Linked DNA regions of Homo sapiens: region 2 is linked to region 1. A link is an interaction called in ENCODE POLR2A ChIA-PET data of the cell type or tissue named here. Cell type or tissue: PC-9. All regions are shown on one strand.

Evidence for each region. ChIA-PET counts read pairs that join two places held together with the same protein. Peaks named below come from ENCODE experiments on the same cell type or tissue, not always from the same donor. Only the 100,000 strongest peaks of a DNase experiment are listed, where the experiment ranks them.
Region 2: POLR2A ChIA-PET joins it to region 1 with 9 read pairs; 2 of 35 experiments call an interaction of 5 or more read pairs at or near these places.

The regions. Positions count from the first base shown.
Region 1 is chr11:66,554,276-66,559,275 of GRCh38, reverse strand. ACTN3 (actinin alpha 3) reads right to left here. Exons shown (of 21, transcript NM_001104.4): 5 at 4,653-4,740; 6 at 4,068-4,146; 7 at 3,909-3,990; 8 at 3,046-3,131; 9 at 2,051-2,143; 10 at 1,347-1,577; 11 at 1,102-1,249; 12 at 1-40. Among named protein-coding and RNA genes, the nearest start is that of ACTN3, 9.9 kb to the right of the region's middle. In PC-9, no CTCF peak of the experiment used is centred here; no DNase peak of the experiment used is centred here.
Region 2 is chr11:66,787,434-66,792,433 of GRCh38, reverse strand. TOP6BL (TOP6B like initiator of meiotic double strand breaks) reads right to left here. Exons shown (of 15, transcript NM_001302084.2): 3 at 4,165-4,274. Among named protein-coding and RNA genes, the nearest start is that of TOP6BL, 45 kb to the right of the region's middle. In PC-9, no CTCF peak of the experiment used is centred here; DNase peaks (open chromatin) are centred at 2,523 and 2,903; H3K27ac peaks cover 924 bases.

The DNA.
Region 1 (5,000 bases):
GCCGAATCGTAGTCGCGCTGGCTCAGCATCTCCTCCTTTCCTGCTCAAAGAGATGCCGGCTCCGGTCACCCAGTGGCGGCAGGGGCAGGGGTGCGCGGCGGGCTGCGTGACCATGAAGCCTCATCTGCTAAGGTGGCGATCGCACCGGCCTAGCTCGTCCTAGGGATTTGCTCTGCGGCGTCGGTGTAATAACGTAGGTGAAAGTCCTCTTCCGTGGCGTGATCCGCAAATGACATCAGCGTCCCCTGAGCGAGCTACGTCCAGGGGGCCCTTGGTACAGTTTTAGCATAATTTGACCTTAAAATAGCTCTCAACGATTCTGTAACCCCCATGAGCCCCTGACCCGGCCTCCTTTGTTCACTACAGAAATCCTCGACAGAACAATGAATGGATGTTTCTATCCAGAGTAATATATTTGACTCGTGCAATATTTTAGCGTCAGTATACTTTGAGTATGACATAAGTGATGTTAGGGTGAGGAATGGACTCACCTTTGAACACCTGACACATATAAAATAAAATGCTAAATTGAATTAATCAGAGCAGATCTACAGAAGACCAGAGCAGGGCTGGGGGGTGAGGGGGAAGGCTGAGTTTATAGAAAACAGGCGGGTGTGCGGTGGCTCATTCCTGTAATCCCAGCACTTTGGGAGGCTGAGGTGGGTGGATCACTCGAGTCCAGGAGTTTGAGACCAGCCTGGGCAACAAAGTGAGAACCCATCTCTACAAAAAGTACAAAAAGTTACTGGGCGTGGTGGTGCACGCCTGTGGTCCCAGCTACTTGGGTGGCTGAGGCAGGAGGATCGCTTGAGCCTGGGAGGCAGAGATTGTAGTGAGCCGAGATTGTACTAGCCTGGGCAATAGAGCAAGACTCTGTCTCAAAAAACAAAACAAACTGTGGTCCACAGAGGGGCAGTGGCCAAAAGAGAGGCCTAGGTTGCACCACAGCAAGTCAGGGTGGGACTAGAAATCCAGTCTCTGGCTTTCCTGCAGAGCACCTACCCTTGTCCTGTGCATTTTGCCAAGAACCTCCCCTCCTGCCCCTGCACACCAATCTCCACCCCAAGAGACAGTCCAGCCCCATGAGGTAGGTCTACCTACCCCGGGTCCAGGCTTCGTGCAGGGAGGCCTTCTGCCGGAACTTCTCAGCCAGGTGCTGGAGTCGCTGCAGGCGCCGGATCTCCGAGAGCAGCCAGTCCTCATAGCCCTTTTCCACCTGCTCCAGCCCCCGCCAGGCGTTGGCGATGTCCTGTGGAGCAGGCAGGGGTGCGCTCCATCACGGTTTGCCCATTGTACAGATGGGATACGGACCTCAAGGTCACCTAGGGAATGTGTGTAGAGCTCACCGAGACCAGCTTGCCCTCGGAGGGCATGAAGGCAGGCCGGTGGCTGAGCCGCAACTTGGTCTGCAGTGTGTTGAAGTTGATCTCCAGCTGGCACTTTTCCTGAATGCGGGGCGGCTTGTGCAGACGCCGGTAGTCCCGAAAGTCCTCTAGTTTGCGCTGCATGGCACTCATGCTGGGCTCACCCACACGGTTCTCCAGCCATGGGACAGTGCGGCGGATCCACTCCAGCAGCTGACAGGGCCAGGCAGGGGCAAGGCAGACAGCTCTGCGCTGACCTGCCCAGCTCACCCACCCCTCTCCACCCACACCCAGGCTGTGGCCAGAGTGTAGGTGGGGGTGACTTTGACAACTACGAAAGCAGGATGGGGTAGTCCCCACAAGTCAGAGAAGAAGTGGGATGGTTGATTTCTGAGTCCAGGGGCTAGTATAGGTTGGCACAGAGCAGAGGGCCATGTGACTACTTAAATACAAGTGAATGGATCGATGCAGAAGTAAATGGATGAATGATGAGTGAATCAATGACTGACAGGAGCATGGGTTGGCAGAAGGGCAGGTGATGGGTGGGGATGGACAGGAGGAGGCTGGGAGGAAGCCAGGGCTACTCTGAGCAGAGGGAGGCTCTGCAGGCCCACGCTTGGGGTTAGCAGGGTTGGGAGAGCCAGTAGGGCTGGGGTGGGGAGAGCACGGTGGGAGCCCAGCCTCACCTCACTGGCAAGCTTCTCATACTCCTCCATCAGCTTCTCGTTTTCCTGGTTCACTGCCAGCACCTTGCAGATCCTGTTGGCAGCTGTCTCTGCCTGTGGGGGGAGTGGGCAGAAGGCTGGCATTAAAGCAAATTGCTTCTGTAAAGCCCTTAAAACCCAGAGCCCCGCCGAGCGCGGTGGCTCACGCCTGTAATCCCAGCAGTTTGGGAGGCCGAGGCGGGCGGATCACGAGGTCAGGAGATCGAAACCATCCTAGCTAACACGGTGAAACCCCGTCTCTACTAAAAATACAAAAAAATTGGCCGGGCGTGGTGGTGGGCGCCTGTAGTCTCAGCTACCTGGGAGGCTGAGGCAGGAGAATGGCGTGAGCCTGGCAGGCAGAGCTGGCAGTGAGCCGAGACCGCCCCACTGCACTCCAGCCTGGGCGACAGAGCAAGACTCCGTCTCAAAAAACAAAACAAAACACAAACAAACAAAAACAGAGCCCCCAGCTGGGCGTGGTGGCTCATGCCTGTAATCCCAACAGTTTGGGAGGCTGAGGTGGGTGAGTTACTTGAGTCCAGGAGTTCGAGACCAGCCTGGGCAACATGATGAAACACTATCTCTACAAAAAATACAAAAATTAGTCAGGTGTGGTAGCACGTGCCTGTAGTCCCAGCTACTGGGGAGGCTGAGGCAGGAGGCTGAGGTCAAGGCAGCAATGAGCCGTGATCACGCCACTTCACTCCAGCCTGGATGACAGAGTGAGACTCTGTCTCAAAAAACAAACAAAGAATGGAGTCCCTGCAAATTGGGAAAGGGATTGGGGGAGCACGGCTCTTAGGTAGGGAGTGAGTTTCCAAACCAGGGTCCTCTGCTCCTGCTGAAGACTGAGTGTGTGCAGCTGGCACAGTGGCACTCCAACCTCCGTGGTCTGGCGCCTCCAATGTTGGACTACAGCCAAGGTTGGGCCCTTGGGTCCACAAGCCCAGGCAGCAGCAGTTGGGCCGCCTTACCTGCTCAGCCCCGGCAAAGGCATGGTAGAAGCAGGACACATAGGTCATGATGGCCTTCTCATCCGGCTTTGGGGTGTTCACAATGTCTAGGGGAGGACAGCACGGTGTCTACTGGCCAAAGCCAGGGGTCCCTCCCCAGGCAGAGAACTCTCTCTGGGTGGGAGGGCTGGAAGCATCCAGTCATGGCCACCAGCAGCCAGCCACCCAAGCCCAGTGTCTTCTCTTCCTTGAAGCCCTCTCTCCTTACCCCAGGGCTCAGCAACTTCCCCATCTCCCCACCTTGGGGTGAGCAAAGTGTGAGGGACTGGGTGGGTGAGTGTGAGTGGGCAGCCACTGTGGCCCTCGTGAGGGACTGGTCCACGCTGTCTCATGCCTTGAACTATCCTATACCTCCCTCGGTCTGTGTGTCTTTCCCCCAAGTCCACAAGCTCCTCAGGGCAAGAAAAAGTTCTTCTCCAGCAGTGCCCACACAGCCTGGGCATCATGCATAGTAGATGCTCAGAAAGTGTTTGCTGCTTCAGTTGACTATTGCCTTGCCTAGGCATGGGGACCACAGGCAGGACGTGCCCCAGGGGAGCTGCCAGTCTTGGGGGACCAACATCCCAGGTAACCCAGGTAACTGGGATGTGAGGCAGAAGGTAGGGCCATTACATAGGGGAGAGGTGGCAGAGGATGGTCCTCTTTGGGGGATGGGGCATGGGACAAGATAGAGGACTCCTGGAGAAGGGGGACTGTGACCAGGGAGTGGGGTGGGGGTGGTCGGAGCATCCCAGGAGGAGGAAAGGGCCGTGCAAAGGTGTGGAGGTTGTACCAGGCCCAGTGTGGAGAATGTGGGGTCTTCCCCTGGGCTAGCTCACTCTCACCTTCTGCATCCAACATCTTGGGGATGTCCAGGTATTTCTCTGCCACCTCAAAGGCAGTGTTCAGGTTTCCGATGGGGTCATCCTAGAAGGGTGTAAGGGAGGAGGGTGAAAGGTCAGCTGCAGGCAGAGGCCTTGGGCTGGGGTGGTGGGGGCCTCTACCTTTCGCAGTTTGGCGTAGTCGATGAGGTCAGGGCGGTGTCGGTGGATGAGGGCACAGAGGGCCAGGCCATCCTTCCAGCTGGACAGAGAGAAGAGGGGGGTCAGGCCTGGGTTCAAGCTGGGGCCCCGTTCTCCCCTCGGCCCAGGAGCACCCCCCAGAAGGACAGCCTCATCTGTAAAATGGAGTAAAGTACAAATCCCTTAGCTTGGCGTTTGAGGCCCTTCATGACCAGATCTGGACCATCTCCTGCTAGCTCATCACGATTCCGTCACACACTCATGCTTAGGCCCGACCAGTTTCTAAATATTTTTGGCCTCCAGCTTCCCTCTGGCTGGAATGGCCTTCCAGGGAAGTCTCAAACACTCCCTCCTCCAGGAGTTACTGGAACCCTCCTGGATTCAATTCCATTCCACTCAACAGTTACTGAGCCCTCTTTTCAGACACTGTTCCAGGAACTGTGACCTTTCCTTCCCTGTGGCTTGTGACAGAGACCAGCTCAGTGCCCTTCACTGACCAGGGAGGGCTCCTCTCTATGCCCAGTACCCCACAGAGGCCCAGACACATTTGGTAACCACCTGACAGACCTGGTGTGGAAGTTCTGCACGTTGACGTTGCGGTACGGTGCTGTCTTCCTCTGGCACCACAGAAGCAAGCCTTCCTTGGCTGAGGTTTCTGGGTCGGGGGGAGGTGGGAGGATTCATTGGGAAGGGGTCCAGGTCAGCCCTCTCACACTTCTTTTTTTTTTTTTTTTGAGACAGGGTCTTGCTATGTCATCCAACTGGAGTGCAGTGACACGATCATGGCTCACCGCAGCCTCAACCTCCCAGGCTCAAGCGATCCTCCTACCTCAGCCTCCCTAGTATCTGGGACTATAGGCACATGCCACCATGGCCAGCTTTTTTTTTTTTTTTTTTTTTGGTATTTTTTGTAGA
Region 2 (5,000 bases), 230 kb before region 1:
GGCTACTCAATATATGCATTTACTCACTCATAAAATATTAATGTGGCTTATTATGTACCTGGGCTTATAAAAATAAATAAGACAATCTCAGAATTAGAAGAGTTCACAGTTCAGTAGATGAGACAGACTAATTTATATGACAATGTGAAATTTAGATAAATGAGGTGCTAAAGGAATACAGCAGAAGGACCGACACCTATCCCAGAGTTAGGATAAAGTGACTAATGTCAGGTCAGAGAGGATAATTAATACAACACAACTAACCCCTTAAAAGGGGTTAGAGGACCCTTTTAAGATCTACTCATAGAATTATTAGAGAGAGGAAGCTGGGTGCGGCGGCTCACGCCTGTAATCCCAGCACTTTAGGAAGCCGAGGCAGGCGGATCATGAGGTCAGAAGATCGAGACCATCTGGCTAACACAGCCCATCTCTACTAAAAATATAAAAAATTAGCCAGGCATGGTGGCGAGTGCCTGTAGTCCCAGCTACTCAGGAGGCTGAGGCAGGAGAATGGCATGAACCTGGGAGGCGGAGCTTGCAGTGAGCTGAGATCGCGCCACTACACTCCAGCCTGGGCCACAGAGCAAGACTCCCTCCCAAAAAAAAAAAAAAAAATTATTAGAAAGAGGAAGAGAGAGATGACAAAGCCTTTTACAGTTGGGTGTTGGGTGTTAGAGACCCAGTACCCCAGCCTGACATACCTACAGAAGCAGTGAATTTACTTATTTACTGTTATGAAAAAAATAGATGCTGCCAGCCGTGCACAGCAGAAACTACTATTGAATCATATGGTTTTAGCCTTCACCTTTAAATATGTCTAATTATATGACAGAATATAGAAGTATGTTTTCAAATATGAACTTATACAGTCATGAGCCCTTATATCACTTTCTAGAAGAAAGTCTGTCTCTCTCTCTTGCCCCCTCACCTTAGATACATACACACAGAAGTACAGATGTATAAATATATAGATATGTTTGTGCATATATATGTTTGTATGTATATATGTATAACTCCATTCACTTGATCACTTAGTATTATTACAAAAATAAATATTAAACTGGATAAAGCTGTCAAGAAGATCTTATAAAATCAGATTGCTTTTGAAGGGACATGTTACCCAGCCTAATGAACACCAAGATGTAAGACTAGCTGTGGGCATAAACACAAAACCCAATATCTCTCCTAAATGAAACTTTCCTCAGTCTTCCTTGCAATTGACTTTCCTCGCAGGCCCAAATTAATGGATCATTTATTATAGCTTTTCCATGGAGTCTCTATTAGCCTTTGCTGTGAACCTTGCTACTTAACCTTTCTCCTCAATTGAGGCATCCATGATGAAATCTTTTACAATCTCCCTTTTATCTCTTCTCATTCTCTTCATTCAAATATTGTCTACATAGCTGCACAGTACCAAAAACAATGAGATATAATGGAAGAAATGCATGAGGAAATCCTTGTTCCCTTGAGGCTAATGCCGTTTGACTATACTATTATTTTACTTCTCATCTCCATCACCAGCTGACTGCTGGTCACTAAGCTCACAGTTTTCCTCTGTATGCCAAATGCTGTCATCATCTTGACTGACATCCATATCCAAGCAGATAACTAGCCTAAGCAATAACTTAGTCTCACAGTTCCCTGACCTCTTCAACAATAATGACCTTGACCTCCACTCATTCCCAGCCACCTATTTCCATGGCCACGGCTTGGAACTGTTCCATTCTGAAAATCTTAAATTGAAATGTCCCACTCTATTGTGAAAAGATGTACACCAAGGTGTTAATAACGGCTGCCTTGAAAGGCCAAATTATGTGTATTCTAAATGTTTGTTTTGATCATACTTTGATTTTTCTGAGGGAAACACTACTTTTGCAATAAAGAAATAAGAGAAACTTTATCACTCTGATAACAACTTCCTATTCTTTCAAGTGTCAGAATCTCCTACACCCAGCAAATCTGTTTTTCAGTCTCATCAAGACCTCCAGACTTCAACCTCTTCCCATGGATTAGATGCCCTTCCTCCATGCTAACATAGCATTCAGGGCTCACTTCTATCATCCATCCTGGGAATCACACCGTATTGTAATTACGTGTTTACTTCTTGATCTTTCTATTTATATTCCAGGTTCCTTGGGATCAAGTAACATATCTTTTTTTTTTTTGAGGCAGAGTCTCACTCTATCACCCATGCTGGAGTGCAATGGCGCCATCTCGGCTCACTTCAAGCTCCGCCTCCCGGGTTCACACCATTCTCCTGCCTCAGCCTCCAGAGTAGCTGGGACTACAGGCTGCCACCACACCCGGCTAATTTTTTGTATTTTTTGTAGAGACGGGATTTCACCGTGTTAGCCAGGATGGTCTCAATCTCCGGACCTCATGATCCACCCGCCTCAGCCTCCCAAAGTGCTGGGATTACAGGTGTGAGCCACGGCGCCCAGCCAGGATCAAGTAACATATCTTAAGACACTGTACCTACAGATAGTATCTAGCTCACTGACACTGACTTGAACAAACACACGTCTGGATGAATAAGTAAATATTGAAATAGCCCTGATCTATATGAGTCAGACTTTGGTTCAAGTTCTAATTCTGCCATTTAACTGTTGTATGACACTGGGAGAGTCAGTCAAGTTCTCTGAATCTCAACTTTCTGGTCTGTAAAATGGGGTGATAATCCTCATCCTACCCACTTCATAGACTTGTCAGGATGCTTACATAATATATATAAATGTTATGTATACAACTTACTGCTTGTTCAGGCTGACTGAAACACAGAACCTCATTTCCTAGAATTGCCCTTCTTGGTTCACTGGAATCACCTTTTTATTGCTACTTGACATGAATAGTTTCAGAGCTGACTAACCATTAATTGCTCCAGATTGTTTACCCTCCATTCTCCTAAAGAAGATAAGGCACAGCCAGGGATATCTGTTGTCCTGATACCATACCCATTCCTTTCAGAATGAGCATATAATTATTCAAACATGGAGAAAGGCTGCCCAAGGGCTTCCTGGGAGAATGTTTAAAGCACTCTAATTCGTTATGTCTCCACCAACTCTAAGGAAGGAAAATAGGAGATGAGAGACCTGTTAAAGGGAATGGAGAATGAATTATCACCCTCATAAATCTGGACTACAAATAAGTCGATAAAGAGATCTCTAAACCAAACTAATAAAAATGTATCCAGGTAGGATCTGCACTGGGAGTCACTTTTAATTTTCTTTATTAGGAGATCCAAATTCAAATAAGGGCTTGTTTCAGTGGTTCTCAAATTCATCTGCATATTAGGAATCACCTGGGATCTAAAAAATGTTCCAAAGCCTATGCCATACCTATTACGGACTGAGTGTGTCCCTCAAAATCCATATGCTGAAGTTCTAAGCCCCAAAGTGACTGTGTTTGGAGGCAGGGCCCTCAGGAGGTTATTAAGATTAAATGAGGTCACAAGGGTAGGGCACTGACCCCAGGTCTTAATAGGACTGGTGTCCTTATAAAAAGATACACCAGAGCCAGGTGCCAGTAGTTCCCACCTGTAGTCCCAGCTACCAGCTACTCGGCAGGCTGAGGCAGGAAGATCACTTAAGCTCAGGAGTTCAAGTCTGTAGTGTGCTATGACTGCACCTGTGAATAGCCACTGCACTCCAGACTGTGCGACATAGCAAGACCACATCTCTACCAAAAAAATTTTCAATAAAAATAAAGAGACATTAGAGATCTCTTTCTTTTCATCCACATGCAGAAAAAAAGCCATGTAAGGACACAGTGACAAGGCAGTAGTCTACAAGCCAGGAAGAGAGGCCTCACCAAAGCCAGCCCTGACAGCACCTTGATCTTGGACGTCTAGCCTCCAGAACTGTGAGAAAATAAATCTCTATTGCTTAAGCCATCTAGTCTGTGGTATTTTGTTATGGCAGCCCAAGAAGACTAATAATTACAACACCCAGACCAATTAAATCACAATCACTCAGAGTGGGACACAGACGACAGTATTTTGGGAGCTCCTAGGTGATCTAATGTCTGCACAGGCAAGTTTGGGAACCATTGCCTTATTTCATTCCAGCTTGGAACTTTGATGGACCTAGGCTTTTCTTTCTTGTTATTAGATTGCAGAAAAATAAGAATAAAATCATTAGTAATTTATAAGACCACAACAAAACCTGCCTCAAAAATCATCTGGAAGGGTGTTACCCCTGTCATATCCTGAGAATAGCTGCCTTCCTCTGAAGTCCAAGTCAGCTTTGCAGAGATTCCGGGCAGTATGGACTGTATTTCTGTGTGAGAAGAAATGGCAACAAAGTCAAACAAGCAGTTTGGATAAGAACCAGGATTTCTGGATTTGTTTATTAAACTGGTGAGCCAAGAAGGCTTTTCCCTGATGAAAAGATTATCTACAAGATTTAAAATATGACTGGAAATGGCTATGCATCAGCAAATTGCTTGAACATTTAGAATTACTTTATGGGATTAGGACATTTAACCTCATCTTTTCAATTTTTTACATTTGCTAAATCAATTTTTATTTTCTGTTAATTTCCACAAGGTCATGTTTAATGCCAGATAGCTTCAGAACTGATAGTTCTGATATTCTTGTATTTTTTAATAAATCAACTCATTATGTAATAAACACAAGTCTAGTACATGAACTAATTTAGAGCTGAAGGCTGAAAAATTCAAGAATGACTCTCAGGCATGTACCTTTTTTTTTTTTTTTGAGTCGGAGTCTTACTCTGTCACCCAGGCTGGAGTGCAATGGCGCTATCTCGGCTCGCTGCAACATCCGCCTCCTGGGTTCAAGTGATGCTTATGCCTCAGCCACCCAAGTAGCTGGGATTAGAGGCATGCACCACCATGCCCCGCTAGGCTTTTTTTTTTTTTTTTTGTATTTTTAATAGAGATGGGGTTTCATCACGTTGGCCAGGCTGGTCTCGAACTCCCGATCTTAGGTGATCCGCCTGCCTCAGCCTCCCAAAGTGCTGGGATTACAGACATGAGCCACC